Regions from separate parts of the Homo sapiens genome. Here region 2 is linked to region 1. Evidence: chromatin loops called from intact Hi-C (ENCODE). Cell type or tissue: HCT116. All regions are shown on one strand. Each heading gives the region's core, and the rest is flanking DNA. Links, peaks and the distances in the headings are about the cores only. Region 1 has its middle 16 kb from the start of CXCL13. Region 2 has its middle 210 kb from the start of CCNG2.

Region 1 (15,914 bases), core at 8,262-13,261:
TCTCCTATTGGAAGGAGATGCCATCTAGGACTTTCATAGCTAGAGAGGATAAATCAATACCTGACTTCAAAGCTTCAAATGACAAGCTCACCTCCTTGTTAGGGGCTAATGCAGCTGGTGACTTTAAGTTGGAGCCAATGCTTATTTGCCATTCTGGAAATTCTAGGGCCCTTAGAACTACGCTGAATCTACTCTGGCTGTTCTCTATAAATGCCTGGATGACAGCACATCTGTTTACAGCATAATTTACTGAATATTTTAAGCCCACTGTTGATGTAAAAGGAAAGCTCAGAAAAACAGAAAAAGAATCCTTTCAACATATTACTGCTGATTGACAATGCACCTAGTCACCCAAAAGCTCTGGAGGTATACAAGGAGATTAAAGTTGTTTTTATCTCCTGCTAATCTCCTGTTTTTATCTCCTGCTAATACAACATCTATCCTGCAGTCCATGGATTAAGGAGAAATTGACTTTTAAGTCTTATCATTTAAGAAATATATTTTGTAAGGCTACAGAAGCCATAGATAATGATTCTTCTGATGGATCTGGGCAAAGTAAATTGAAAATCTGGCGAGGCTACAGCATCCTAGATGCCAGTAAGACCATTTGTGATTCATGGGAGACGGCCAAAATATCAACATTTACAGGAGTTTGGAAGAAGTTGACTCCAACCCTCAAGGATGTCTTTGAGGGGTTCAAAACTTCAGTGGAGGAAGTAACTGCAGAGGTGATAGAAATAAGAGAACTAGAAATGCAGCTTGAAGATGTAACTGAATTGCTGCAACCACCTGATAAAACTTGAATGGATGAAGAGTTGCTTCTTAGAAACGAGCAAAGAAAGTGGATTCTTGAGATAGAATGTACTCTTGGTGAACACAGTTGAAATGACAACAAAGAATTTAGAATATTCCATAGATTTATTTGATAAAGTAGCAGCAGTGTGTGTGAGGACCGACTCCAATTTTGAAAATTCTACTGTGGGTAAAATGTTATCATGTTGCATCACAGGCTACAGAGAAATCTTTCATGAAAGGAAGGGTCAATGGATGCAGCAACATTATTGTTGCCACATGACAACAATGACACCTTCATGGTTGTCTCATTTTAAGAAATCGCCACAGCCATCCCAGCTTTCAGCAACCACCACCCTAATCAGTTAGCAGCCATAAACATTGAGGCAAGCAAGACCCTAACAGCAAAAAGGTTGACTCAAGGAAGGCTCAGATGATCATAAGCATTCTGTTTTGTTTTTTGTTTTTTTGAGTCGGAGACTTGCTCTGTCGCCCAGGCTGGAGTGCAGTGGCACGATCTCTTCTCACTGCAAGCTCCGCCTCCCAGGTTCACGCCATTCTCCTGCCTCAGCCTCCCGAGTAGCTGGGACTACAGGCGCCCGCTACCATGCCCGGCTAATTTTTTCTATTTTTAGTAGAGACGGGGTTTCACCGTGTTAGCCAGGATGGTCTCCGTCTCCTGACCTCGTGATCCGCCCGCCTCGGCCTCCCAAAGTGCTGGGATTACAGGCGTGAGCCACCATGCCCGGCCAATCATCAGCATTTTAAAGCTAAAGTATGTACATAGTTTTTTTAGACATATTTACAGACACATTTTTATATGCACTGGGAAACCAAAAAAATTGGGTCACTGGCTTTTATTGTAATATTTGCCTTTTTGCAGTGGTCTGGAACCAAACTTGCAGTATCTCTGAGGTATGCCTGTATATTACAAAGCTACAGTAATTAAAACAGAATGATATTGGCATAAAGACAGACACACTAACCAATAGAACATGATAGAAAGCCCCAAAATAAACCCACACATCTATAGTCAATTAATTTTCCACAAAGAGGCCAATAACTCACCACAATGAGGATAGGACAGTATTTTCAATAAATGATGTTTAGAAATCAGGACATCACATGTAGAAGATTGAAATTGGACTCTTATCTCACTCCTTATACGATAATCAACTAAAAATAGCTTAAAGATTAAATGTAAGACTTCTGTAAAATTACTAGTAGAAAACATGTGTAAAAACTGTATAACATTGGTCTGTGCAATGATTTCTTGCATATGACCCCAAAAGCACAGGCAACAAAAGCAAAAATAGAAAAATGGGATTGCATCAAACTATAAAGCTTCTAAAAAAACAGTGAAAAGACAACCCATGAACTGGGAGAAAATATTTGCAAATCATACATCAGATAAAGGGTTCATATCAAAAATATATAAGGAACTCCAGCTACCCAAAAACAAAAAAAAAAACTATTAAAAAATGGGCAAAGACTGGGCATAGCGGCTTGTGCCTGTAATCCCAACAGTTTGGGAGGCCAAGGTGGGAGGATGGCTTTAGGCTAGGAGTTCAAGAACAGCCCAGGCAACGAAGTGAGACCCTGTCTCTACCAAAAGAAAAAAAAAAATTGCCAGATGTGGTGGCACACACCTGTAGTACCAGCTAGTTGGGATGCTGAGGCGGGAGGATGTCTTGAGCCCAGGAGGTTGAGGCTACACTGAGCTATAACGTCACTGCTCTGTAACTCCAGCCTGGGTGACAGAGCAAGACCCTGTCTCAAAAAAAGGTGGGGAGGGGGCAAAGGACATGAATAGATCCTTTTTCAAAAGAAGATATACAAAAGGCCAGTAGACATATGAAAAAAAAATTACTAATAATCAGGGGAATACACATTAAAACCACAATGAGATATATAACACCTCTTATCTTAGAATGGCTCTTATCAAATAGATGAAAGATAACAAGTGTTGGTGAGAATGCGGGAAAAAAAGAAACCCTTGTATATTGTTGGTGGGAATGTAAATTAGTACAGCCATTTTGGAAAACAGTATGGAGGTTCCTCAAAAAACTAAAAATAGAATTACCATATGCACCAACAATTCCACTTCTGGGTATATATCCAAAGCAATTGAAATCTGTATATTGACGAGATGTCTGCACTCCCATGTTTATTTCAGCATTATTCATAATAGCCAAAATTTGGAAATAAACTAAGCGCCCACCAATAGACGAGTGGATTAAAAATGTGATACATATACACAATGGAATACTGTTTAGCCTTAGAAGACAACAAAATTCTGTCATTTGTGACAACATGGATGAATTTAGAGGACATTAAGCTAAGTGAAATAAGCCACCCATAGAAATACAAATATTTTATTATCTCACTTATCTGTGAAATCTAAACATTCAAACTCATAGAAGTAGAGAATAGAATGGTGGTTACCAGAGGTGAGGTGGGGGGTAGACTGGGTGGGGAAAGGGGAGAGGTTAGTCAAAGGGTACAAAGTTTCAATTAGACAGAAGGAAAATGTTCTGGTGATCTCTTACCCAGCAAGGTGACTATTAACTTTAGTTAATAACAATGCATTGTAAACTTCAAAATTGCTAAAAGAGTGAATTTTAAATGTTTTCACCAAAAAGAAATAAGTATTTAAGGTGAATAGTTTAATTGCCTGATTTGCTCATCCCACAATGTATACATGTATTGAAGCATCATTGTATCCCAGAAATACATATAATTATTATTTGTCAATAAAAATAAAATCAAAAGAAGCTTGGAGAAAGTGATGGCCCAGACTGAAAGCCATGCCAGAAATGTGTTAGTCTTGTGATCTTAGCCATGTTGTTAAATGCTGTACACCCAGGAATTTTTCCCATATTAATAAACTCTGCCTTATTTCACATTATGTCCTGTCACCCCCTTGATTTGGCACTCTTAGCATTTGCTTTCACATGTTCTCTCGTAGGCTTGCTGGCACATGTTAACTAGGTTCTGCACGTCCTTTGGGGTACGGTCCCTTTCCTCCCTTGGCAGGCCCAGCACTTGTATCGTGAGCTCACTCTTCTTACTGATCTTGTGTCTAAGAGGAGTGCTGGGGTAGAGCCCAAAGGAATGTGTTCTCTTGCAAGGCCAGGGAGAGTGCTGGCTCCAACAGTGCTATTCACTTCTGCAGGGTCAGGGGCTCCAGGGTCTGAGGATCCATTATTTAAGTGCATTAGCATAGATGTCCCCATCCCAATTTTCAGGGTCCCAATCTTTTCCAATCAGGACCCTGATCTTGCTCTGTGGCCGTGGGTAGGTTGAAAATTCAACCTTCTCTGGAGCCATGTTATGATTGTGATTAAGTCCTGAATCTGTCCTCAGATGTCCCTGCTCTTTACCAGCAGGAGAGAAGATTCTCTGACTGTGCTCAAGTAGGGCCCTGGCTTCACACCTTGTCTTAGTCTTTTCAGGCTGCAATAGCAAACTACCACAGACTGAGTGGCTTATAAACAAAAGAAATGTATCTCTCACGGTTCTGGCGGCTGGGAAATCCATGAACAAGGTACCGGCAGTTTTGGTGTCTGGAGAGGGCCCACTTCCTCATAGACGGTCACCGCAGCCTCACAGGGTGGAAGGGGCTGACGTCCTCTCTGAGATCTTTTATAAGAGCACTAATTCACTTCACAAGGGTTCTGCCCTCATGACCTAATCACCTCCCAAAGGCCTCACCTGCTAATACCATCACCTTGGGGATTGGGATTTCAACATAGGAATTTTGAGGGGACACAAACATTCAGACCATAGCACACCTAGTCTTTAATGACTAATTAGTCGTTTTGTGCCTTTTATTATCTTTTTCCATATTATCTAACTCCTCCAGCAGCAGCTTTCCAATTCTATTTTTTTCAGAATTACAATTCCCCCATATTTCTCAAATGCCTGATAAATTGCACCTGCTGGCACATTTTCTTTTACCAATTTACCATCCATCCCAGTTCACAACAGGTGAAAGTATTAACAATTGCACTACCACCTGTGTCAGGGGCCCTGCATGCTCCTTGTAGGACTAGTAATGTGGTTCTCATTGCCAGCTGTCTGGCAGGTGATTCAGATTCAGAATCCCTTTTTAACATCTGCTTTCTTGAACAACTTCTATTGCAGGCCAGGTTCCCTGGTAAGCATACCGATAGGGAGATTAGCAAACAGAAAGTTAATCTGGGAGTGTTTGTAGGATTAATACCTGTCGGTAAAGGGGAGGAAGCAGGATTAAGCAGAGGGAGAAGTTGAACATGAGACAGCCACAGCAAAGGCCTCAGTGAGGCTGCAGGAAGTTCTGAAGCTGGGATGGCTGTCAGATTTGGCCCGAGGTGAGAAGGTGGGATAGAATATTTATACCATTGCATCAACCAGCTTTGGATGCGGGCTGCTCCCAGGAAGGGTGTATAACCTTGAGCGAGGGCAATTTTCAGAGCTCCACAGCTGCTGCCAGCTGCATGGATAGCAGCTGAAAGAAAAGTGCTTCATTCCTTAAAGTGGATCTGATGGCCCAGCACAGCCTCCATCACACTGTATCACTTCCCCCCACCTTCACTGTGTTGCCTGGATCACCTCTAGCATAAAGTACTTTCACCCACATCCTTGGATCAAAGTTGGCTTCAACAGAAGCCTGAACTAAAACAGCCTCCCAGGAGGCTAAGCAGTTTTAAAGTAGACAGGTGTAATAGCAATAAGTGTAATAATTACTAATTATCACAGTGATAGGTGACACTTGCTGCATGTTTTACAGGTAGTGATTCACACCCTCATTTTCTTTACCTCTTAAGTGAGGGTGTTAGATTAGATGACTACTAAGATACCTTCCAACTCAAATGTTGTTCTACAATCTCCTTTTCTGTTCAAACTTAACTCACAACATAAGGTCCCACCTCTCATTTCTCCTGGGGCTCTGCGCCTATTGGCAAAGAATGGGGTAGGAAATATTTACAAAGATTAGCTTTGCTGTTTTATTTATTTAAAAGGCCACTCATTCTTTTAAGCAGAGACCTGGTGAAGAGCTGGGCCCCTGTGCTAAGGTTAAGGGGTTAATAGTGGTCGCTGCCTTCCCTGTTCTTCTGAGGTCCTGCAAATTTTGCAGAAGGTGAGGGAGTTGCTCTTACAGGCGGGGTGTTGGTAACAAACAAAATGCCCCCACAAATTTCCAATGAGTGACAGCATTTGGTGGCTCTGGCCTAGAGATGTGAGAAGCATCCCCTAATGTGCAGGAGAGTCAGGCGCCAGGAATAAAAATGCCCACAGTGTCCTGTTGAGAAGCCACAAGAGGCTATTCCTTGAGTCTTTCCACTTTCCACCTCCTATAAAGGAAAAGCATTATAGGTACATAAAATCATCTATTGAGGGAGGTTGTGTGAGGAGAAAAAGAAACTAGAGATAATCCAAATTGTAGATGTCTATATATGTGGACAAGACACATGCTTAGTTTTTCCATATTTAGTTCCACACATAATTAGAGGACATTATGAAGACTTGGCTCTCCCCGTGAACTTTCCCCCTCCATAAGCTTATGCATGGCTATGAGTCAGAATGTAGCAAATTGTATTTCTTCCAAAATTTCTTAAGGCAAACGAAGAGATAATCTGTAAAGTAGAAGAATCCTTTATTCAGTTCTCACTGCTTGTTTATTTTGAGTTTAAAATAATAAAGCACATTAATTGGAAAGGACAATAAACATTGATGGTGAGGGTGAAGACAGCGAAGTGAGTGTAGAGAAGCCGCTATCCTGCTCTGAGACCTGGCAAGCATCCTTCTCATAGGGTAATTTAGTTTGTTTTTACAGATCGTATCAATCTGTAAAGTCTATGTTTTAGGGAAGATCACCCAACCAGTAACAAATCCCAGCAGGATAAAAAGGGTGCTAAGATGTAGTTATGTAGTTATGTAATTGTAGATCTAGTTATGCAGAACAAGAGACAAATTTTTAGTAAAGCCTAGATCATAGTTTGGAGAACATCAGGTTGCTAAAACATTTTCTCTGTTTTTGGAATACATTTGGCCTGCAAAATCATAAATCATAAAAAATAAATCATGAAAAGTTAGATTGGAATCAGAGATTTGATATGCTCTAGAACTTGGTTTGACTTTGCACTTGTGTATTTAATTAAGAGACAATAGACGCATATTAAGATGTTCCAGACCAAGTCCCTAAATGTGAGCATTTCCATGACTGAAAGAGAACTCTTTTTACAATTGTCAGTGAATTTAAGGTCTGAAGGGAACGTGAGTATAGAAAGGATTGTTAATATTTGCTTGAGTTCAGAATTAATGTTTAGTTTTAAAGTTTAGGTTTATCAATTTTACATTTTCATCAAGCTCAGCCTACTAATCTTACTCTAATGTTTATATAATATTAATAATCACTTTTACATGCTGTTTAATCAATGTTAATGAACTCCACCCAACGAATATAACTGTCTTTAAACAATCAGACTAATTTACAAATTTGCTTTAATACATTCTTTTCAAGATTTTAGAATAAATATCTTATTTCACTTTTGCTAGTTATTTCAAATGCTTATGCAAGACAAAATTACAACCCTAACAAGTCTTCCTGACCACGTATGAAAATCTTGTTAATCAAATACATAATATCATACATTTTTCATGTTGAGTTTTCTTAAACATTCCAATATCCTTAAAATTTATATTAAACTTTTTTGCTTAAACTCACAGTTAAATTAGTGATACACTTCAAACTGAAGTCATGTTTTCCTGAGAGACCAGATTCTTTTACACTTTATAAATACATGAATTTGATTTATTCCATCATCTGTAAATTTAATTCTGAATGACCTTGGCTTGTAAAGTCACTTCCCCAAGTAAGGAGCAGTCATTTACGTGGCCAGATGCAGTGGTGGAAATGAAGTGGATGGATCCCAGAGATATTAAGGAGGTGGGGAAATGAAATCACTCTTGGTGAATGATTTAAAAAGGGAGGTTGTTGTTGGTGGGGGGGTCAAGGATGACACAACAGCTTAATTTTAATGGATGGCAATACCAACATTTGCCTGGACAGGGAGTATTTAGGGGAGGGGAGGCTGTGGGAAGGGTAGGGATGTGAGTTTTAGGACCAGATAGTGCCTTAGCAATTGTCTATATCACTTCTCACCCAAAGGTAAGGGAGTTGAGACTCATAAATGGAGTGATTTCTTTTTAAGTAAGAAACCTTTTAATAAAATAAGCTTCTTTGATGTTACAGAGCTAGAGAGTGACACCAGGTTTCTCCTAGACTCACTTCCTTTTAGTATTTCTGTCTCAGAAATGGACAGGATGAAGTGGGATCCTGCTAGACATCATTCTCCTTGTCTTGCCAGTCCTAGAACACAAAAAAGCAAATAGGAAAAGCAAATAGAAACCTGCCAGTACTGGAACACTGAGAAGTAAACAGAAAAAGCAAACTAAAAAAATTGCTTCCAAGATTTTGCTCACAACCTGAGATGATACAAGAAAAGGACTTAAAAAAAAAAAAACAAAACAAAACAAAACCTAAGCTTATCAATCAAGCAGGTACAGAATATAAACAACAAACAAGTCATCATTTTGCCTTTAGTAAGATGCCACACCAACACACCACCAACTTCCCAGGTTGGATAAGAGCACGGGGCCAGATGTCAAAATTGTAAAGCTTGTCCTAAGGTGGCAGGACACAAGGAAGCATTTTTGTTGTTAATTGATGTTGCCTTTAGCATTGCCAAAAACCCCCTCAGATTTTGGCCAAGGCTTTCCCAGTTACACAAATGACTTACATTAAATGGGCTGGATGATCTTACTAGTCCCAGGTCCACACTGAGGTTGCAGTTCTGTTTTGAGGAAACTCCGGGGTGCAAAGCCAGAGCACGTGGACAATGGAGGGTGCCAACAAAGAGTTGGGATACTTCCTCAATTTTTATCTTCCTTGGAATTTTAGCTTTTGCTAGGAAAATACCTTCGTTCTTTACTTTGTGAAAAAAGAGACTTGGAGGAGACTTCAAGTTCCCTTCCAGTCAGTGGGATTTAGAATTGGCCAGAGTTTCCAGGAATCACAGGCCTTTGTAGAAAGTGGAACTGCCCTACCTGCCTTTCACATGTGCACCACGAGTCGGGGGGACATGGCCCAAGTGGCTGGGTGGGCTCCCTGAGGAATCAGCAGGTCCACATTCAAGAGTCTCCGTAAGAAGTACTTAGAAAAAAGTCTCTCTTTCATTAATTTCATAAGGGTAGTGGGATAATAAAAACAGTATACAAATAAGGAGGTTGTAAAAATGTTTGCTTTTAACAAAGAGGGAAAAAATAATAACTCCAGAGACTTAAATCTAGGTTAGATGAATTGCGGCAACATGAATCCTGCTAACCCCAGTTTACAACCTCATTGCAATTGCAGTTTTCAGATTCTCATTAACTTCAGTGAAAAGTGCATCTGCCTCTGAGTTATCTTAGGTGGGCGAATGTGGGGAGATGCTTTCATTAAAAAAAAAAAAAAAAAGATCTGCTGGATATTTCCAAACCGGAATTCATTGAAGTTGCTCCTAGGCAGGAAATTTATAAGTTGAAATTAGTGATAAAACATACAAGAATTTCCAAAGCTAAGCAAAATGCCCAGCAAAATTAAAAATGTCCTCTGTCCTTGTGGACACCATGATTGCTTATCAGGGATGTCCACCATTCTGCACTGATAAAAAGTGACCACTGCATATGAAATAGCTCCTTAATTGAAAGCGAGAGTCACTGTGCCTTTCTTTGCTTACTGGTATTTTTAATTTCTAGGAGGTGGGAGGTAGAAAGAGCAGAACATGCAAATAAAGCAAATGGAAAGACACAAAGCTGGGGCTCGTGATTCAGGCAAGAACGCTGTGTGAACTAACCTGCCATTTGTGATAAAGTACTTTAGAAATGTCAATTTTATTACTGAATAATGGGTCTCAGCATGACTGAACTCTTGGCAATTATTTTACATCTAATTTGGGATGATGCATAAAAGAAAATCGAGCACAGATTACTTTAGCTTGGCACCTGGCAGCTGATAATGAACTGGTATAGATTGTCTTGCTCAGAACAATAAAGTCTCTATCTGCTGCTAGTTTCAGCTGACATTGGGCTGGTAGCCACATTTCTTCTATTCCTCTCTTTGGTCTGTTCTGGAGGTCATATGATAAGCTGTGTTTGCTGGTTTTAGGTTTCATCTTCCTGGGTCAGTTCTAGGGTACACTGCATTACCATGTTTGATGTTTCCACATTACACCATTCACCACTGGATGCCAGCAGAGCACTGCGGCTTGAAGTCAAAGGGTTGGACATGACCATTTCTAGAAGGCCAGTGGAATGGCATCAGAAATTGAACAATCCTAATTTCCTGGCATTTATGAATCCCAGTAATGACCCCAAGTTAGCTGATTTGAAAATGAGTTTATTCTTAGTTCCATAAGGGCTAGATGTTATTTTCATCTGAACATTTAGAATAATGAGATTCAGAGAATTGAATATGTTAGTGAATCATAGCAGAACCAAATTTTGATTCAAAATCTTCTAACTTCTACTTCTTTTCCTTCTCCTTAGCTTGGGGGAAGACCTAACTTGAAGAATGAGGGCTTACCTGTGAAAATTGATTGTATATTGTCTTTTGGCAGTGAGGAGGTAGGGAGAAATGTAAAAGACAAAATATAAGGGAAAAAAGCTTCTCAGTGTTAGTTGCATATAAATCACTGTTTCTTGTTGAAATGTAGGTTCTGATTCCGATTCTCCAATGTTGCTGGTTGGGAGGCCGTACTTTAAGAGTGAAGACCGTGGAGTCCCGAGTCTGGGCACCGATAGAAAAGAATCACCTGATTTCCTTGTCCGCAATCCCTGGGAGACACTCTTCAGGGTCTGACTGAATGGAAAAGGAAGCAGGGAATCCGGTCCAACGTTAATGTCACCGCCCTCACTGCCCTCTTCAATTTGAACATGGTATTTCTGGCAGTAGCCACCAGAGGGTGCTAAAGAACCTCCTTGAAACGGCTGCAGAGCCCTGTGAGGTTACCAGACTGTTTCCACAAGACCTGTCCTGGGCTGGTCTTGGGGTTTGTGGGGAGGACAGTTTGTTCAGGAGTGGATGAGGAACAGAAGGGCCCCGAGACCACAGGTTGTGTCAGAGACAGAGCTGAGGCCCTCGCTGGGACTACCACTCAGAGATAAGCACAAGAATCAGGCCAAGGAGGCATCATTTGGGATCCTCATTCCTCTTGCCCCCCTTTGAGGGCAAAGGGTGTTAGTATACTTAAGGATGTTGTCCACTTAATAGAGAGAAAGGGCTAGATCAGGGATTTTCCCCTGGGGCTTCCAGCCCCACTCAAGTTAAGGGATATATTGAGATATTTATTTGATCTTTAGATTTCAAAGGGAGAGGCTGTTATCCAGATTTAAAAAAAAAATGCTTGAAAATAAAATTGATTGCCTGCCATAAGATAAGCAATTTTTTCAATAGTAGAATATGTGATAAAAATACACATCTTTAGCCTTCATTAACTTTTATTAAAAATTATAACAATTCATATTTGGCATAGCCATCAGTTGTACATGTAAAGTAATAAATGAGATCATGGTATTTGGAGTCGGTCTGTGGGATTCAAATATCAGAACTGACATTCATTAGCTGGGTGATACTGGGCAAATTCATTTACCTCTCTGAACCTTAGTTTCCTCATCTAACCTCTTCTGAATGGATTTGGCCAATGATGGGAGTCAGGGGGATGGAAAGCATGAATAGGAAATTGTAAGGTGGGAGGATGTAGAGGTAGAGACACTTATTTCCTCCAAGCCCTGTTCACACTCAGTTCTGTTCATGGCTGATGACTTGCTCGATTTGATAATGAATTTAATAATGTCAGCACTCTCGGATGCACAATAGTAGTTATAAAAATGTGGTTAGGTCCTACTCTCTCCTAGATAATATGGTAAAAAAATTATTTCCGGCCGGGCGCGGTGGCTCACGCCTGTAATCCCAACACTTTGGGAGGCCTGGGCGAGTGGATCACGAGGTCAGGAGATCAAGACCATCCTGGCTAACACGGTGAAATCCCGTCTCTACAAAAAAATACAAAAAAATTAGCCGGCCGTGGTGGCGGGCGCCTGTAGTCCCAGCTACTCAGGAGGCTGAGGCAGGAGAATGGCGTGAACCTGGGAGGCGGAGCTTGCAGTGAGCCGAGATCGCGCCACTGCACTCCAGCCTGGGCGACAGAGAGAGACTCCGTATCAAAAAAAAAAAAAAAAAAAAAAAAAAAAAAAAATCCTAAATATTCCAAACAACTTACATGCTGTTACAGTGTTTAAGCTATTTAATCAGTCCAGATGAGACTTGATGGCATCTTGGCCGATGACTCATTCAATGACTATGGCTCCTGTTGGGCAATCTGTCTTCCAAACTGCAGGTCTACAACAGCCTTCCATAACGCCATTTCCTCACCTTTCTTCTTCAGGCCTCGGAGTGGCTACTGGTCCCTAAGTGCCTCAATATTCCATTAACCCTGCCCACAGCTTTGAAATAGTTTCCTTCATTGCATTCTCTTCAAAGTTCCAGTTATGCATGCCTTCTATTTCCTATTGGTACCCTAAATGATATGGCATATAAGAATTTAATAAATATCAGTCACTTTAAATTTATCTTGAGAATGCATTCATATAGATTTAGCATTTTCCAGCAATATATGCTAGTGTCATAATGTCATGACATACTTTTAGTGGAGTTTAGCTTGGGGAGCTCAATGTTATATTAAATTTCAATGACAATTATCAGTTAATTCAAACCCACCAGCATGTTCAGATGCACATGATAGTTATAAAAATGTGGTTAGCTCCTACTCTTTCCTAGCCATGTATTCTAGATAATATAGTAAAAAAAATTATTTCCTAAATATTCCAAACAAATTACGTGCTGTACAAGATGCTTTTCATTCTGCACAAGAGTTGCTTATTGAGTATGTGGGACACCATGTGGGTTGCAAAGAAATAAAAGTCTGACTTACTGTCTCCAAGAAATTTTCAATCCAGTTATGAAAATAAGACAAATATGAAAAGTTATTTTCTTGAAGTATCTTAAATAGTAACAAATGAGACCGTTATAAGATATTCATTTATTCACTCATATATTTATCCAAAAAATACTTGAACTCCCACCATGTGCCAGGCCATAATCAATGCTAAGGATCTGAGGGTGAGCAAAACCAGGCACAGTTCTGGCCCTTATGAAGTTAATATCCTAATTGGAGACGGACGACCAATAGTCACGCTAACAATGGTATTATTAGTGACTGAGGTAAGTGCTTTCGAGGAAAAGAAAGAGTTACATGACAGCTTATCACAAGGAGATTAACCTAGGCACGGAAGGCTGTCCTGAGGAAGGGACCATTGAGCTTGGAACTGGAAGAAGTGTGACATTGTCAGACTTGCATTTTGAATGGATCACCTTAGCTGCTTTATGGAGGGAAGTCAGGGGGGTGGGGGAGGGTAGCTACTTTTTAAGCTATTTAATCAGTCCAGGTGAGACTTGATGGCATCTTGGTTGGCATAGGGAGGTAGTAAAGATGGAGAGTTGTGTACGAATTAGGAAGATATTTAGGGAAACGGATCAATGATGTTTTGCTATGGATTGGATACAGAACTGGTGGTGATAGAAAATAAATTTTGAAACGAGTCCTAGTTTTCCATCTTGCATAATGAAACAAATTGTGGAGCTTTCACAGATGTAGGAAATACTGGAATTGGACCAGATTGGAATTGGATCATGAATTTTGGTCCTTGACATTGAGTTTGAGGTACCTTTGCAAAATCCAAAGTGGAAATATAGCAGAGTCATTTGGATGGAATGGGATAGAGCTCCTTCCCACCCACCCAGAAGGTGGGGGCAAGTAAGACAGATTTGTAATGTAGATACAAAGATCTTAAACAAACACATGAAAACTATTCAGCATCATTAACCATTAGAGAAATACAGATTAGGACCACAAGAGATTAAACACCCACTAAAATGTCTAAAATTTAAAAGACCGATAATACCAAGGGCTGGTGAAGATGTGAAGCAACTGGAACTCTCACATATTGCTGATGGGAATGCAAAATGGTACATTTACTTTGGAAAACAGTTTAGCAGCTTCTTATAAAGTTAAACATCCACCTGCCACATGACCCAGCATGTCCACTTGCAGGTATTAATCCAAGAGAAACCAAAACGTATGTTCCCACAAAGACTTGTAGTAAATGTTAACAGCAGTTTTAATCATAATATCCCCAAACTGGAAACAACTCAACGGTCCATCAACTGGTAAGTGAATAAACAAGTTGTTGTATGTCCATACAATGAAATAATAGTAACAACAAGGAAGAAGCTAGTAATACATTCAACAAGATGATGAATCTCAAAACCATTATGCAAAGTGAAAGCAGCCAGACAAAAGGCCGTACCATTTATAGGACAGGCTGGAAAAGGCAGAAGTATAATAACAGAACAGGGGCTGGGGCTGTTCCTGCTAACTCACTGAATTGAACACTTAGACAGGGTCAATTTTACTGTCTGTAAACTATAACTTAATTAACCTGACATAAGAAAAGCGAGCTCCCTTGATGACTTTAATATTCTGTGCTGGCTGAACTATGCGTTCCAATTTTAGAACACCGAAATCACCTGGAGGTTTTGGGAGAGGTTTTTTCCCTTTTTTTTTTTTTTGCCTCAAGTGTTTACTGACACCAACCAAATCTCCAATTCTGTGATTCTCTTACACCAACTGGGTATCCAGCAATTCAATTCAGTTATAATACTATCTGTACTTAGTGTAGACCCCACAGGTTAAAGGCTCAGTCCCACAGATGCCAGCTGCACATAGGGTGCCCAGGCTATCTTCCTTTCTGCCCAGCCAACCACAAACTTAAGGGTTCCTAGGTCACCCTCCTCAGGTTTGATAATTTGCTATAATGACTCCCAGAACCCAGGAAAGTAGTACTATTTCCAGGGTATTATAAAAGATACAACTCAGGAACAAATGGAAGAGATGCACAGGGCAGGGTGAGGAGAGAGGGGCACAGAGCTTCCTTCCATGCCTGCTCCAGCTCACCACCGCCCCCCTACCTCGATGTTCTGGAATTTCTCTGAACCTTATTGTTTGGGGGTTTTTATATCAGTTTTCATTACACAGGCATGATTGATTAAATTATTGTCCATTGGTAATAAACTCAATTTCTAGCCCCTTTCCTCTCTCTAGAGGTGGTGGGGAGGGTGGGACAAAAGGTCCAACCCTCTAATCACATGGTTGGTTCTTCTGCCTGCCAACCCCCATCCTAAGGCTATCCCAGGGCCTGCCAATAGTCACCTCATTGCCACAAACTCAGATATGGTTAAAAGGGGCTCATTGTGAATAACGAGACACTCGCATCACTCAGGGAATTCCAAGGGTTTTAGGAGCTCTGTACTAGGAACCTGGGACAAAGACCAAATATAGTTATCTCTTGGTATCTTCAGGGGATTGGTTCCAGCCCCTTCCCCAAAACCCCAGAGGACACCAACATCTGAGAATGCTCAAGTCCCTTATATAAAAGAACAGTATTTGCATATGGCCTATGCACACTCTGCTGTGTACTGTACTTTAAATCATCTTTAAATTACAATATAAATTCTATGTAAATAGTTGTTATGCTGTATTTTTAGAATGTATATTTTTAAATTATTGTATTGTTATTTTGGTGGATTTTTTTTTCCCCCTCAAAGTAAGGCCAAGGCTGAGCCCTTCTGTTGGAGAAGCAGAATCTTTTCTTCCTGGGCCTCTGCTGGTTGGGTGGATGGGTTTGAGCAGCACTATTGATGGGTTTGTTACAGGTCCCCTGCATTCTGCTACTAGGAGATCCCTGTGCTGCTTGGCCCATGCACCTCCTTCATTCAGTTTCTCAGTGTTGAACATCCTGTTTTGGCCAGCATTACCTTATATTTTCCATTCAACTCTATTTTACTTTGATTTTTGATTAACTTGTGTGTGTGTGTGTGTGTGTGTGTGTGTGTGTGTGTGTGTAGAGTCATTTATCGCATGAATACTGCACTGCCCTACTCTTCCACAAGTCTTTCTTTCCAGACCCAAACCCACTCAGAT
Region 2 (15,914 bases), core at 6,942-11,941, 250 kb after region 1:
AACACACCCCCTTTCACAAAATATTATGTTTTTGTTTTGTATAAGGCTAGCAGCTGCGTGTTTTCTAGTACAGCAATGAGTGGCTGAAGTCACCTAACTTTCTTGCTGCTTCTGCTTTTTATCCCCTCAGTCTTGCTGTTCTGGGGTTGGATACTTCTCCCCACAATAAACTAATACGCCCAAGTTTTCTCAGGATCTACTTTCTAAGAATCCCAAGTAAGTAATATCAAAAGCACCAAAGTTCTTCTCCTAAGCAATGACAAAAGTTGTACTTTCAGCAAAATTCCATGCAATTGACTGGCTGACAATTACATCCATGCAGTGTTAGGCAAGTATCCTAGGGCCAGAGGCTACTGCAGTAAATAGCAAGTTTCTACCCTTCTGCAGTTTGCATTCATATGCTGAGACAGTCAGGTAGGGAGTAGTACTGTGAAGGAAACAAAGCAGGATATGGAGTGGGTTTGTGATGAAGGAAGCAGTACTGTTTTCAATAACATTGCCAGTGAATACACTGGCACATCTTTGATGCACTCTCATCTGCCAATAACTAAGGTCATTACACAATCAACTCTCACATTTACTTCCATTTCACCTTGTTTTAGTTAGAACACTCAAGCTTTTGTGCACACATCTGACATTGTAGTCTGCATGTGTGGGTTATACTTCATATTAAAAAAGTCTCATACCACTAGTTTCAGTACAGAATGGCAGTTACGTAGAATACACATCAGTGTGTGTGACTGGACGCTAATGTTTTAGAGCCATTAAACAGTCAAAGAGCAAATTCTCCCAGATCCTGAGACAAAAAGTTAGGTTCCTAGGCTATCATAGTAGCATCTTTCCAGTATGTAATGAGGCCCTGTCTCACTTTGAGATTGTTTTCTACATATACAGGGCCAAGAGACTAACCCATGAGTTGAGGGAAGCCAGCATGTTTTGATCCACGAAAGTAAAGCTTCTCTGGCATTCTTCCTTCAAAAGCATATGGACTTTTGCAAAGAAGATACACTTGATCATATTCCAAGTGCTTTGTCCTACCATCCTCTTGCTCCTATCTTGAAGATGAGATTGGATGCCTGACAGATCAAAACACAGGTTCAAAGAAACCAACCCCCTGAAAGCAACAGGGCAGTTAACTAGAAGTGGAACTGGAACTCATTTACAGTCTAAGTCCAAATATTCACATCTGTGGTTTTAAACTGGTGTGACCAGTATAGAAGATTTGTTACTTCCTATAGCATTAGTTTATAATAGCAATACTGTTCTTACATAAAGAAACTCCAAGATTTCTATAAACTCCAAACACATCATTTGTATTATGTTACCTTATTTGGATAATTGCTTACCCAAGCTGTAACCTATTTGTGTGTATATGATAGGATTGCAAAGCTGGCAGTGTAAGTCTTTTGGACTTCAGGAAGATGCCCAAACAAGTCCTTAACTTCAAAGACATGTGAGCGAGTTTGTTTAAATAGAGCACCTGATTAACTAAAGGTTTTAATCTGGGCAGGTGCAACCAAGATTGACTCCTATAGAAGTCACTGACCCAGTGGGCTGTACTCATGTGACAGTGCTAATGCAAGAAGGGAAAACCTCCAGTTATACCAAGTATTTTTGTACAAACATGTGAGCTATAGCCAACAGGCTAGATATTCATGTAGACAAATGAGTGACAGGGCTTATCATTTTGTATCGCACACTAACACCAACCACAAAGATTCCACCATGAGAAACTTAATCAACCTCTAGGCTCAGGCTCTGCCTTGAGAGAATCCAAACTATCACAGGTAGTTCTGTGTGTAGTGAGAGAAAATATCTATGATATACTAAAAAATGTTTTCATTTGGTCTTAACGTGGTAAGTTAAGCATAACCATAGAGTCTTGAACCAGAGAGTTTCCTAAAAAAAAAGGGGGTTTGCTAGGAAAATGCATGCCTGAGCCTTTTTTCAGTAATTCATCAACAGGATGTACATTCAAAGATATAAGGGATATGTACAAATTAAGAGTTCCAGGAAAGCTGGTGAAGAAAAACGTAGTCAGAGTGAGTTCTCATTCTGTGTTCATAAACTTCCTGTCAATAAAATACTTAGAAGGCCAGCATGGGAACTTTATGAAAAACACAGTAGCCATGAACCATATAAACTTGAGCTCAACACATAAGAATTGTGAGAAAATAAGTATGCTCCCTCATGTTTCAACTTCAAGGATGGCAAGGATTGAACAATGCTACCTAGTATGTGCTAGGATCAATATGGTTGCAAGTTGTGATAGAAAGTGATTGGCACACAGGGTGAGAAGCAAGGCATGAAGTAGGGGCACTTAGGTTGAGGCAGCATGTGAAGCTGCCATCTAAGGGGTAAGGACAGCCTTCTTTGGGCAAGGTGGGGTAAGGAAATACCTGAATGGTCTAAGTGCCCAAGCTGGCCAACAGCAATGCAAGGAGTATAGAAACAGGGGTAGACAGAGGAAGTTAGGCAAAGCCCAGGAGCCTGGTAGGCATTAGGCAAAGGATGCCTCAGGAAGTACAGAATGTCTGTGAGAGGTCAAATGGAACAAGGCCGGTCGTCTTTCCTCGCCTGTGAGTTTTCCAATACACAGAGTTCTCCCCATCTCCCCAAATAAGATGGTAGTGAAGACTGGTGTATACCACAGGGATCCAAAATCTGAGATCCGGACTGAATAAACAAAGGGTATCGAGGAACCCCCCACCTCCAAACACACACACAGACACACAGTCCACATCCAGTTCTGTCCTTCATCCAGGTAGACTCTTGTCTCCCTCACAGTTGGGTCTAGGCCCCAGAGAAGACATTCAGACAGTCCTAAGCCTCACTGGCAGAGAGCACTAGGGAACACTCAGGGGCTAGGACTTGAAGCACTTCCTCCTCCTGCTGCCCTGGGACTACGCCATCCTGACATGATGCTACAAGGTCCAGCTGCCTTTAACAGAAGGAGCAAAAAACCCTGCTGTTGTCATGAGCTCTAGAGCAGCCAAAGCCAAAGTAGAATGTCACAGTCAAATGGGATTCAGGGTAAAAACTTCGGCTTCCAGGAGGTTCCCAATGCAGTCACCTCATATCTGTAGCTCACACCTGCCACAGAGGGAGGGAAGGAGGCACATGGATCAGTTACACTCTAGGACACAGTCATGGGCTTTGAGCTCTAGACTGGGACTCCTGACCTACATTCAATGCCAAAACCAGTTCTGAGGAAGTCTACATCCTTCAAGAAAAAGACCTCCCTGGATATGATCTGCACACACCCTGCCTGAGGTAGACGGGCACTTCATCATGGCAAGCATCAACCCTCATCCTCCACAGGCTGCCCAGCTTAAGTCTTCCCCTCAGAGAGGTGGACAGTCAAACTTGCCCTCCTTACTCTGGGGATTGAGTGCCCCCATGTCCATGACGGCTGCCCCAGTTCTGGCTGGGGTCCCTATTCTGACACCAGCTGCTGCCCCACCTCTGGAACACCCTGGAGAGACTTGTTCCCCCCACCAGGTGGTGTAAGAATCCGCAACTGTCCATTCTCCATCCTAGAAACAACTGTACCTTATAAGAGCCAAAAAAGTTAAGCCACATCAACTCCTGCACTTAGTTCATTTTGCCTTTACCATTTACCAGTTTCCCTAAGAACTGGAAGGCTTGAGGACAGCATGGATAGTTAATCCTCCAATGTCCAGCAAACCTACAGAGCAGATCCCTTACCAGTAGGAGGGGAATTACTATCTGGACTAGAAGATTATAAGGATCAGAGCTACAACTCACAAGTGGGAATAGTTGAGACTTGAACATACATTTAACCCAGCCCAAGAGCTTTAAGGGTGATCTCACCTGGTTCTTAGTTAGCAAAACATGGCTACTAGCCTGGTTAAAATATGTGGATCACGTGACTTCTATGTGACAGCACTGACCCCAGGCTACAAGTAGGTCATTCCCTATACTGAGAGGGAATCCAGGTCTCCGGATGGTCTCTAGGGTGATTCTAAGAGGGGCCATCTCAGAAGGTGGATCCTCACAAGGCCGTGGCATGCCTATCCCTGTTAACTCTTCATTGTGGTCTGAGCCTGGTAGGATCTCCAGTACTATTCCCACTCCCTTCCCCTACCTCCGATTTTCAGAAGACCATGTCAATGGTTCTTAACCAATTCAGGTCCCCATTGTATTTTGACCCAGGTACCTTCTCTCTCATCCTGTTAATAGGCTGAAAGGAGAGTAAGGTAAAAGTAGAAGATAGTGGAAAGAGATCCAGGATACCACTTTAGTTTCATTTACAGAGGAACCATAAAGCCTTCATGTTATCAAGCTAACCACGGTAGGAAGAAAAGGAATTAATGCAATAAAAATGCTGCATGGGTCAAACTAAACTTGCCTGAAGACTAGACTAAGCCTACCAGCACTGTATGACTTCTGTTTTACAACTCACATTTACATGGATTATCAGATGTCTGGCTTTTTAATTAAGCTATTTATCGGCCGAACAACTTACCATAAAAATGCCAACATAAGATAGACATTCACATCCCAGTTTACAGATAAGGATTGCTGGCAAAGCTTAGCTAGATGACGCTGTTTGGAAGTCTCATGACTCCAAGTCAACCTGAGGGCTGGGATGTATTCTTTAAGGCTCAACTAAGCAAGAAGAGATCTGTTCCCAAGGAGACTCATGTCACACCTTCAATGTCCACTTCCAAGCTCACTTCTTGTTGGTGAGCTTCAGCTCCTCAGCCTGTGAAACTGAAGGCTTCTCCCTTTTGCCATACAAGGCTGCTCCAAGGGGCAGTTTGTAACATTGCAGCCGGTTTCTCTTAAAACAACTTCTAAGACAAAGGTAAAGAATATGAGAAGCTGGTCATTACATCCAACCTCAAAGGGAAGGGGCTTACTACAGGCAGCAAGACCAGGAAGTGAGGAAGAGCTCAGAATTAGGGACCTCTGCTATTGAGGGCATGGAAGTATTCATCTCTGAGAAGATCAGAGTGCAAGAGAGGTCCTGTTTGGGACAGAGGGGTTGGACATGAGTCGGGGTATGGACCAAGAGTTGTTTCAACATTGCCTTAACATGCAGTTTCCCAAAACTCCAGTGCATTGCAGTGACAAACTGAAGAATGATTTTCATTGTTTGACAGGCTAGTTAGTACTACTAGGAATAGTATTTGTCATAGACAAGATCCCCCTGGATCATTCTGGTACCTACGTAGCTCACATTGCCCATCTGGCCTCGATGCTTATTCGAGTGCCTGTTCCAGGCAGTAGGTGCCCTTTTAGGTTTTTCCTCCTATTTTCTGCTGAAGGCTCAGGGTCAGAGCTGAGGACATTGGCACTGGACACATTCTGGCTGGGCTGTGCTTCCCTGGATAGGTTTTCAAAGAGGCAAAATACTGAGGGAAAAGATGGAGTGTGGCTTTATTACAACAGGTCCTAGAACCTGAACCTACCTATGACCAAGGCAAAGAAAGTCTTCCTAGTGGTCCAAACCATGTGGAGCATGGAAATGACCAACTACTGGGTCAATTTTGCAAACTCTTGAAGTGACATGTAGGAGGCATACGAGACCACCCCTGTTACATGGGCCATAAAATGGTTCTGAAAATTTAGATCCTACAAACAGGAACTTCCTTTGGTCTAGAGAATGGAAACTGATCATGTAGTGGTCTCATAACAGAAAACAGTAACCTCATGGCTTCTGTGTCAAATCGGTCATCTCGTACCTAAAGAGCTGATTCCATCTGAGACTTATTAGGAAAGGTAGGGCCCGAGCAAGAAAGCCATGATGAATATACACATATGTGAATTCAGGCCAACGACTTGAAAGGGTTGACATCACCAGATCACTGGATTTAGAGGGCATGAGAATACAGCAACTAGATCCCCCTTCAACAAGGACTCATTGCCCCAGCTGCCAGAAGCACTGCCAGCGGCTTCCAGCTATCACCTTCTACAGGGTTTGTTTCAGCTCCAAGGGCATGCTCTTCCCTTAACAGCCCTCATCCAATTACTGACCATAGTAGATGTCTGAAGGCCAGTGATCTCAGGCCACCGTGGAACAACTGATGGGCCACATGCATGTTGACACTTGCCAGGGCATTGCTGGGCCTGCAGTGCAGTTAAGTGCTCCTGCCACCCAATCATGCTTCCTTTCCCATTCCTTAGAAAAGATTTGATCTCTAAATGCCATATTTCATGTCAAACTCCATATCAACCTCTTTTCTGACAATCCAACCTGCAACACTAGTCAAAAGGGTCGCAAGGCATGCAATTCTTCTCTGTGCCTGGAATGCCTGCTCATCATATTAGCCAAGTCCTCCTCAACTCTCTGAACATTTGCAAGTAACACATTCTGCCCTGTGCTGGCAATTCTATGATCTGTCATGGTGTCTGGACTTTGGCAGTTTCTATAGTTACATCCAACAATTCCATGCATTATGACACTAGATTCCGGTGATTTTACCTCAACTATGGTTTCTTGCCTAGTGGATGGTTCCTCACCAAGAGCATTTCCCATGTGTCTGAATTACCCAACACATGTACATCCAACAAAATTGGTTGTACCTCCTGGAATTCATGGAAAGCACTGCCCACTATGGGCTCAATGGCCTAGGGTCCAAGAACGGGCTTTCCACATTTAAGTATGCCAGGGAGGACCCACACTCAGAGCTCCATCGGTTGTGGGCAATAATATACCAGATATTTGTCTTCCCCCATCAATAGTGTTTAGAGAGAAGTGATTGGAAAAAAAAAAAGCCAGTCCTACTGCATCTTCCATGAGACCTGAAAAGATGTAGATGGGTTTCATACTTAGTGTATTTAAACACACACTGGTCCAAGTCAGATCTCAGTGTTAAACCTAGGTGGAAGCCTGGGCTTTGTTAACTTGAAGTTGTTTGTATATAAGTTCCTCATTTGGTAACATTGCCCATAAACTCAAGGAAGTCATATCATACTGATCTCTAAGAACTACTTTGACCTGTATACAATACTACAGTTGTGTTGTTTCTTAAAGCACTCTTTCTTAAGAGCCAAAAGTCAACCAGGTTTATCATGAACCCAAGTTCCTTAGAGAAATTCTTTGCTATGTGAAGTCACCATCTGCACATTAGATATAATTGGCAAAAATTCTGCCCAGTCTGGGAAAAACCTAGGGAAAATCTTTTTATACTGGTCTTGGCAAGAATTTATGGCTAAGTCCTTAAAAGCAATTGCAACAAAAAATGGTAAGCGGGACCTAATTAAACCAAGTAGCTTCTGCAAAGCAAGAGAATTATCAAGCAAGAGAATAGACAGCCTACAGAAAGGTATCAAGTTTTGGGAAATGATGCATGCAATAGTCTGAGGAACTTAAATCAACAAGAACTCCATTAAATATTGGACAAAGGGCATCAATGGACACTTCACAAGAAGACGTAAGTGGCTCAACGGGAAGTCACTGATCAGAAATGCAGGTCAAAACCAAAATGAGATACTGTCTTGCACTAGTTGGAATAGCTTTTGTTAAGTAAAAACACATTAGCAAAGCTGCAGAGGAAAGGGGACACTGATACATTGTTGGTGGGAATGTTAACTAGTTCAGCCACTGGACAACAGTTTGGAGACTTCTAACATAACTAGGAGTTGAACTATCATTGGAAATAGCAAGCCCGTTACTGGATATATACTAAAGGAAAATAAGTTATTCTAACAAAAGGACACTTGCACCCTATGTTCATCACAGTACAATTCATAATAGCAAAAATATGGAATCAACCTAGGTACCCAAAAGTGGACTGAATCAAGATGTGGTACATATACACCATGGACTACTACACAGCCATTAAAGAAAATCATGTCCTTTGCAGCAACATGGATACAGCTGGAGACCATTATCCTAACCAAATAAGCAGCAAACCAAATGTCATGTGTTCTCACTTTTAAGTGGGAGCTAAACATGAAATACACAGTATCTGAAGACAGCAACAATACACACTGGGGACTACTAGAGGGAAGAGAGGGAGGGTGTAAGGGATGAAAAAGTACCTGTTAGGCACTATGCCCACTACCTGGGTGATGGGTTTAGTCCTACTCCAATCATGCAATATACCTTTGTAACAAAGCTGCACATGCACCCGATTCTAGAATAGGAGTTGAAGGAGAAAAAATTCTGCCCAAGAGACACTACACAGATGGAAAATAAACTGAGATGATTCTGGGCTCACCAGCAAATTCAGCTGCACACAAGTGCAGGGGAGATTGATGAACTGCCATGTGCTCTGCTGTGTCCCACAAGGCCCATGTCCCACACTCACATTGTTTACTGTGCTGTATCACCAATACTCCTCACATTAAGGGAAACACTAAATGAGCCTCAGAGGTCTAGGAAAACTTGTGTGCAGTAAAATACACACAAGTAAAACTTGTGTGCAGTAAAATACACGCATGGTGGAAATGTAACAGACACTAGGACATGAACTTACTCCTTCAAATGTAATGTTTTCTACACCCAAGAGAAAAAACAATGGACACGTTGCTTCTGGGAATGTACCATGCTGCTCCTGCACGGGTACATTCTGAAAGACATGACACCCGGACTACTGTGGCCCTCAGCCACTCAGGTGTTTGCCGTTGACACAGGAAGCAGCTGACTCTGGCACTTTGTTCTGCTCCAGCACTTCAGCATCTGTTCCCCACTGAGGTCCTCTAAGCACCTTCTACTTGGAGTCATCTGCTTTGAGACCATTCTTTGAGCTTAACCCATTATCTTCCCATACCCACATATCCCACCCACACCTCCATCCAGGGCTATATGCCCCACACAGCTGTTTTAAACAAAAAAGGTTCTTATCAATTGTATGTGACACGGGAGCCAGAGTGAAGGCCCAAAGGGAGAACTTGCTATTACCATTTTTCTGCTTAGATTTAATGAAGCATGGACAGCCGTGTCTAACTGTGATTGGACAAGGGCATGACCTAATGCCCCGACTGAGTGGGGAAACCCAGCAAGGCCTGTCTGTTTTATTTCCCTTGGTCTCTACAGCATTCCTTCTTTCTGGGTAGGGAGCAGGACCCCTCTGGAGTGAGCATTTGATGACCTGTTTATCAAGGCAAGTCAGAATTTCTTTACGGTCAGCTGTTACACAGAAAGGGAAGGGGAGAGTAATGTTCCTAGCTTTAGGGCTGGCTTGGGGAGGAGGGCTTCCAGTTTCTAAGAGCTGCCTTAAAGAGCAAGAAGGGCGGAGAACAGCAGCAGAAGACAGAGCTTGTTTCCGAGGCCCTCCAGTCTCCTATTTGGGAGTACTGGGCCCACCAAAGCCCCACTCCCTGCCAGTTCCTTCTCCACAGGACACCCTCTGGAGGCTGCCTGGCTGAGGCTCCAACCTCACCAAGGTTTCTCAGGACACAGAGCTCCACCTGTGATTCGGTGCTGCCCTCTCCTGGCCAACACTGCATTAGGTCCCAGAGCATCTGCCTCTGCAGTTCATTTTGGGGATTTGTCTTACTCCCTACACACCCACTGCACTGCCAGATACCAGGGGAGGGAAGCAAAGGAGGACCCACATCTCACAAGGCATGGAATTCAGGGTCAGTTACTAGCCATGTCCTCGGGCTCAGACACCTCATCCTGGACTCCAAAGGCTTCCCCCTCACAGGAAGATAAGCTCAAATGATCTAACCTACTTTGACCCATCAGATCAAATGAGTCACTGGGGGTCTACAGACTTCACATGGAATTCTCCTCTTTTTACCAATTGGGAGAATTTCAGGTTCTAATGCTTGGGAGGCACACCTCTGTTGGGCAAGTCCCTGATTCGAATGCAGAGATGACCTCTTAGTTCCCCATGGTTCCCCAAAAGACAAAGTATCAAGTGACAGGCAACCTTTACCAAGGCCACAGCTCTTTAACCCTTACATCTAGCCTGACCCACAATATAAAAGGTGACCAGTTTAAAAGGAAAATATAGAATATATAGCTATGCCACAGAAAAATACACCATTTCATAACCTGTACCATTACAAAAAACTCACCAGCCACTTACCTGGGAACATCTAGGTGACTACCATAGTTCGTGGGCCAGGCCCCCTCCACTCAATTATAGCCTGTATGCTAGGAATCTTGTGACAGTTCCCAACTTTGGATGCAAATTGACACACTGAGACAAGGGGCTAAAAGGCAGGACTCCTGTATGTCCTCAGAGCCCAGTTGTGTTTGGACACACTGCCTGCTGTTCTCTGCTATTCTTAGCCTGAGACCTCTTCCTTCTTGGGCAACTGAAGGATAAGCCATCATGCTCAGTCAATGTAAGGAGGCTTAGAAAACTAAGGTCTAAAGTCACTAGAGATTTCAATCCCATCCTAAAAACTAGAACAGTGTGATGTTAATATTGAGTGTTGGCCGGGCATGGTGGCTCACACCTGTAATCCCAGCACTTTGGGAGGCCAAGGCAGGTGGATCACCTGAGGTCAGGAATTCCAGACCAGCCTGACCAACGTGGAGAAACCCCATCTGTACTAAAAAAAAAAAAAAAAAAGTACAAAATTAGCCAGGCATTTTGGTGCATGCCTGTAATCCCAGCTACTCAGGAGGCTGAGTCAGAAGAATCGCTTGAACCCTGGAGGCAGAGGTTGTGGTTAGCGGAGATCACATCATTGCACTCTAGCCTGGACAACAAGAGCAAAACTCTGTCTCAAAAAAAAAAATTGATTGTCAACTTGATTGGATTGAAGGATGCAAAGTATTTTTCCTGGGTGGGTCTGTGAGGGTGTTGCCAAAGGAGATTAATGTTTGAGGCAGTGGACTGGAAGAAGCCGACCCACCCTCAATCTGGGTGGGCACCATCCAATCAGCTGCCAGCCCAGCTAGAATAAATTAGGCAGAAGACATGAAAGGACTTAATTTGCTGAGTCTTCCGATCTTCATCTTTCTCCCATGCTAGATGCTTCCCCATCCTTAAACATCAGACTCCAAGTTCTTCAGCTTTTGGAGTCTTGGACTTACACCAGTGGTTTGCCAGGGGCTCTTGGGCCTTCAGCCACAGACTGAAGGCTGAACTGTCAGCTTTCCTTCTTTTGAGATTTTGGGACTCAGACTGGCTTCTCTGCTTCTCAGCTTGCAGACAGCCTATCGTGGGACTTCACCTTGTGATTGTGTGAGTCAATTCTCCTTAATAAACTCCCCTTCATATATACATCTATCTTATTAGTTCTGTCCCTCTAGAGAACCCTGACTAATACAGATTTTGGTACCAGGAGTGGTTCTAGAGGAACAGAATTTTAAGGATGGATTTCTCTAGTTGGTTTTTGGGTTTCTGGAGTTGGCTGTTTAATCTTATTAGACCCCAAAATGCTAAGGACTCTATTTTTAATAGTATGGAGAACACTGATAGTCCTTGGAGAGAACTGTTTAGAGAGTTATGCAAAATAAATGCATTTGATACTCCTGATTCACAGCTCCTGAGGGACTAGGAGTTTAGCGACTCTGTACATGACACCTTTGACCATATGTGGAGAACCAAGGAATATAATGAAGTTGGTTGCTCCCAAGTTTGCTGGACAAAGTGAAGGAAAAAAAGGATGAGCTCAGGGATGCTAACTCTCTGCTCCAGAAGCACATACAGAGTCTCAAATCTTCTAAGATCACCCTGAATGAGAGTCTTATCTCCTCTAGACAAAAGGCTGAAAGTTGTGATAATTCAGACAAGCTCTTATGAGAGTTACTGACCTGCAACAAAAGGTGCAGGCTCAGTCCTGCCAGATGTCTATCTTTAAAGTTGGGGCATTGGAAAAGAATAGAACCCTGCAACATGGAATGGAGATGTGTGCAAGGACCTTTTTTGCCAGAGGAAGTAGCCTCCCCACCCCCCCAAGTGGTGGCAACATCCCCTCCTGCACCCACATTGCCATCAGCCTTTCCATTTTTGTCTGAGGAAATTAACTATGCACTTCCTGAGGCAACAGTGATGGCCTCCCCTGAGGCAGTTGCTAGGCAAGACAATGTTGATTCTCCCCAGGACCTACCCCCAACACCCCTGTTTGCTTCTAGACCTATGACTACACTCAAGTCTCAGCAGGCCTCTAGAGGTGAGGTTGAGTGTGACCCAAAAGGAGACACTACACTCAAAAATTGAGTTTTCTAATGTATATAAGCAGAAATCTGGAGAACAGGCATGGGGATGGATATTAAGGGTGTAGGATAATGGTAGAAGGAACATAAAGCTGGATCAGGCTGAATTTATTGATTTGGGCCTACTAAACAGGGAGTCTGCACTTAATGTTGCAGCTCAGGCAGTTAAAAAAGGTTCTAATAATTTGCTTGGTTAGCTGAAATAAAAAAGATGACCCACTGTGAGTGAGCTGGTAATGCCTGATCTCCTTAGTTTAATATAGGGGAAGGGATCCAAAGGCTAAGGGAGATTGGAATGGTGGAGTGGATTAGTCTCACTTTAGACCTACTCATCCCAGCTGGGAGGGTGCAGAAGATATACCCTTGACCAAAGCCTTGCAAAATAGATGTGTGAGGGCAGCACCTGCATTTCTGAAGAGCTGTGATTGCTGTTTTCTGTATGCCAGATCTAACAGTGGGAACCACGGTCACTCAACTACAAAATTTAAATACAATAGGAATAATTGGATCCTGAGGTGGCAGGGGCCAAGTGGCAGCACTCAACCATCAAAGGCAAGGTGGACATAGCTACCGTAATGAACAGCAGAGGCAAAGTGGCAATCAGAATAGTCTGACTCATGTAGAGCTCTGGCATTAGCTAATTAATCATGGTGTTCCCAAAAGTGAAATTGATAGGAAGCCTACTGCATTCTTAATTTATATAAGCATAAAACTTCCAGGTCAGTATACAAAAGACTAATTTGAATTATAAAAACAGTCACAGCCCCTCAATTTCCAGACTTGAGCCAGTTTACAGACTCAAAGCCCCTTGAATGAAGGGGAGGACAGGTCCCCTTGAGAAAGGACCCCACTATACTACCAATGATTTATGCCATTAATCTTTCTCCCGTCCTTCTCCAAGGAGACCTCTGGCCTTTCACTAGGGTAACTGCACTGGGGAAAGGGAAATGATCAGACATTTTAGGGACTACTGGACACTGGCTCTGAGCTAACATTGATTCCAGGGGACCCAAAACATCATTGTGGCCCTCCAGTTAAAGTAGGGGCTTATGGAAGTCATGTAATTCATGAAGTTTTAGCTCAGGTGTGACTTATAGCGGGTCCAGTGGGTCCCAACACTCATCCTGTGGTCATTTTCCCAGTGCCAGAAGGCATAATTGGCATAGACATACTTAGCACTGGCAGAACCCCCACATTGGCTCCCTGACTGATAGGATGAGGGCTATTACGGTGGGAAAGGCCAAATAAAAGCCATTACAGCTACCTCAACCTAGAAAAATAGTAAGTCAAAAACAATATTGCATCCCTGGAGGGACCGCAGAGATTAGTGCCACCATCAAGGACTTGAAAGATGCAGGGGTGGTGATTCCCACCACATTCTCATTCAACTTTATTTGCCCTGTGCAGAAGACAGATGGATCTTGGAGAATGACCGTGGCCATTCCTTAGACACCAAACTCCATCTCAGCAAAGACTTCATGGAGCCCAAGCTGTGATCACATGAGGAGCCCACACGAGGAGCCCAAGCTTTCCTCTACATGAGGAAAGGCAACATGCCTTTAGTAGCACCCCTTTCTGCTTTCCCTCTTTCTGCAGCTCAGAGAAAGCAGAGTTGAAGCACACACACAAAACAAAGCACAGCAGAAGATGGTAGATGGCCACTTGTGATTTCTAATTTCTAGTTGGAGAACACTGCTCGGCTGGATTTAAGATGCTATTTAAGTTTCTAATCCCTTCAGTTAAGTGTCACTTTTAGAGTTATGAGGGAATAGATACTAGCAATAAACCAGCTAATTTAGTTAAAAATCAAGCCCAGGTGACTACTGGAAATAAAGTAGCTACTCAATTTTAACAAGTTTCAGTTCACCAGAAGTAACCTTCTGTGAGTCTAATAGCCTTACATACTTGCAAGTTTGAGATTCAGCAGTCCACCACTACAATGGTAAGTTGTGAATACACTCTCCTGTATAAAATGTTTTCAGTGTTTTCCTTTTGCCTGTGTGATAAAGCAAGCAGCTGTGGGTTTTCTGGTAAAGCTGCGAGACACTGAAATCATCTCTTTCTGCCTCACTTTTTATCCCTTCAATCTTGCTGTTCAATATACCCAAGTCTTGTTGTAGGCTCTATTTTCTGGGAATCCCAAGTAATCTGAGGCACAAAAGTCCTTTTCCTAAGCAATGACAAAGGATTTTGCTCTTAGCAGTAATATCGTATTAATTAGACTGCCTAACAACTACATCCAGAGTGATAGGCAAGTACCATTTTAAGGAACCTAGGGACAGGGGTAAATAGTTCCCTACCCTCCCAGAGTTTGCATTCAAATGCAGCAATTAACAGGTAGGGATAAGCACTATGAAGGAAACAAAGCAAGATACAGAGTGAGCTTGTGATGGGGCAGGAAACAGTTTTATTTTCAATAATGTTGCCAAGGAAGAGGACACATCTTTGATTCACCCTCGGCTGCCATTAACAGACGCTGCATGATCACACTGCAATTTTACTTCCACTTCCTTGCTTGGCATCTCAGAGCTTGTGCACACACATCTGATATTGTAGTGTCCACGTGTGGGTTAAGCTTTAAATGCAAAGAGTCTTTCACTATTTCAGTATAGAGTATCAGTGATATAGAATACATCATACTGTAGCATGAGAATGCAGGTGCTTTGAGACGAATGTATTAGAGCTATTCGACAATCAAAAAGCAAACTCTCTCATATCTTGGAACAAAAGCTTAGCATCTTAGGCTATTAATTACAGTTGCTTCCTTCCAACATGTAACAGGGTCTTATGTTGATATTTCTTGTTCAAACACGCTGTGGTCAAGGGACTGCCAATTGAAAGCCAGAAAGTTTTGGTATATGGGGGTCTAGTTTTTCTGTCATTCTGTCAAGAGCAGCATACCTTTGGGAAGTAGTAGTTCATTGCATTCAGAGTACTTTCTCCTACATTCTCTTGCTCTCAGCTAGTACCTTAGATATGCCCAAGTCAAAGAAACAATCTCCCTTAGAAGTAACATGACAGTTAAGTGGAAGTAGGACCTGAATATCTATTGTAAGTCCAAATATGCACCATATTCATGTTTTTTGTTTTTTGTTTTTAAGATGGAGTCTCGCTCTGTCACCCAGGCTGGAGTGCAGTGGCACGATCTCGACTCACTGCAAGCTCCGCCTCCTGGGTTCACGCCATTCTCCTGCCTCAGCCTCCTGAGTAGCTGGGACTACAGGCGCTCGCCACCACGCCTGGCTAATTTTTTGTATTTTTAGTAGAGATGGGATTTCACTGTGTTAGCCAGGATGGTCTTGATCTCCTGACCTCGTGATCCACGCACCTCGGCCTCCCCAAGTGCTGGGATGATAGGCGTGAGCCACTGCACCCGTCCCATATTCATGGTTTTAGACTGAAGTGACTAGTATATTAGATTTGTTACTTTCACTCGCTTTAGTTGGTTTACAATAGCAGTATATGTTTTCATAAAACAGAATTCTAAGAATCTTCCTGGCTCCAAAACCAGTCACTTGTACTGTTATTTGGGTAAGTCCTCATGCAAGGTATATAACTGTATACGACAGGATTATAAGAGCCAACAGTCCAAGTTTTTGACTTCAAAGAAATGTGAGTGAGCTTGATTAAACATTAGAGCACAAGATTAACTGAAGGATTAGAGCAGAGCAGGTGCAACGAAGCTTGACTCCTATAGAAGCAGCTAAGCCGGTAGGCTGCACTGTCACAGTGCTTACCCCAAGGGCAAACCTCCAATTACACCAGTATTTCCGCAGAGACATTTGGGCTACAGCCAACAGGCTAGGTACTTGTTTTGACA

Evidence for each region. Hi-C counts contacts between places; a loop is a spot of excess contacts. Peaks named below come from ENCODE experiments on the same cell type or tissue, not always from the same donor. Only the 100,000 strongest peaks of a DNase experiment are listed, where the experiment ranks them.
Region 2: a loop joins it to region 1, with 3 times the contacts of the local background. A loop is called at or near these places in 7 of 110 quality-filtered maps.

Annotation. Positions count from the first base shown.
Region 1 is chr4:77,613,696-77,629,609 of GRCh38, reverse strand. No RefSeq gene overlaps it. Among named protein-coding and RNA genes, the nearest start is that of CXCL13, 16 kb to the right of the region's middle. RefSeq lists a silencer at 10,740-10,839. In HCT116, for the core only: a CTCF peak has its summit at 10,774 (motif pointing right); DNase peaks (open chromatin) are centred at 10,779 and 10,986.
Region 2 is chr4:77,360,546-77,376,459 of GRCh38, reverse strand. No RefSeq gene overlaps it. Among named protein-coding and RNA genes, the nearest start is that of CCNG2, 210 kb to the right of the region's middle. In HCT116, for the core only: a CTCF peak has its summit at 9,377 (motif pointing left); no DNase peak of the experiment used is centred there.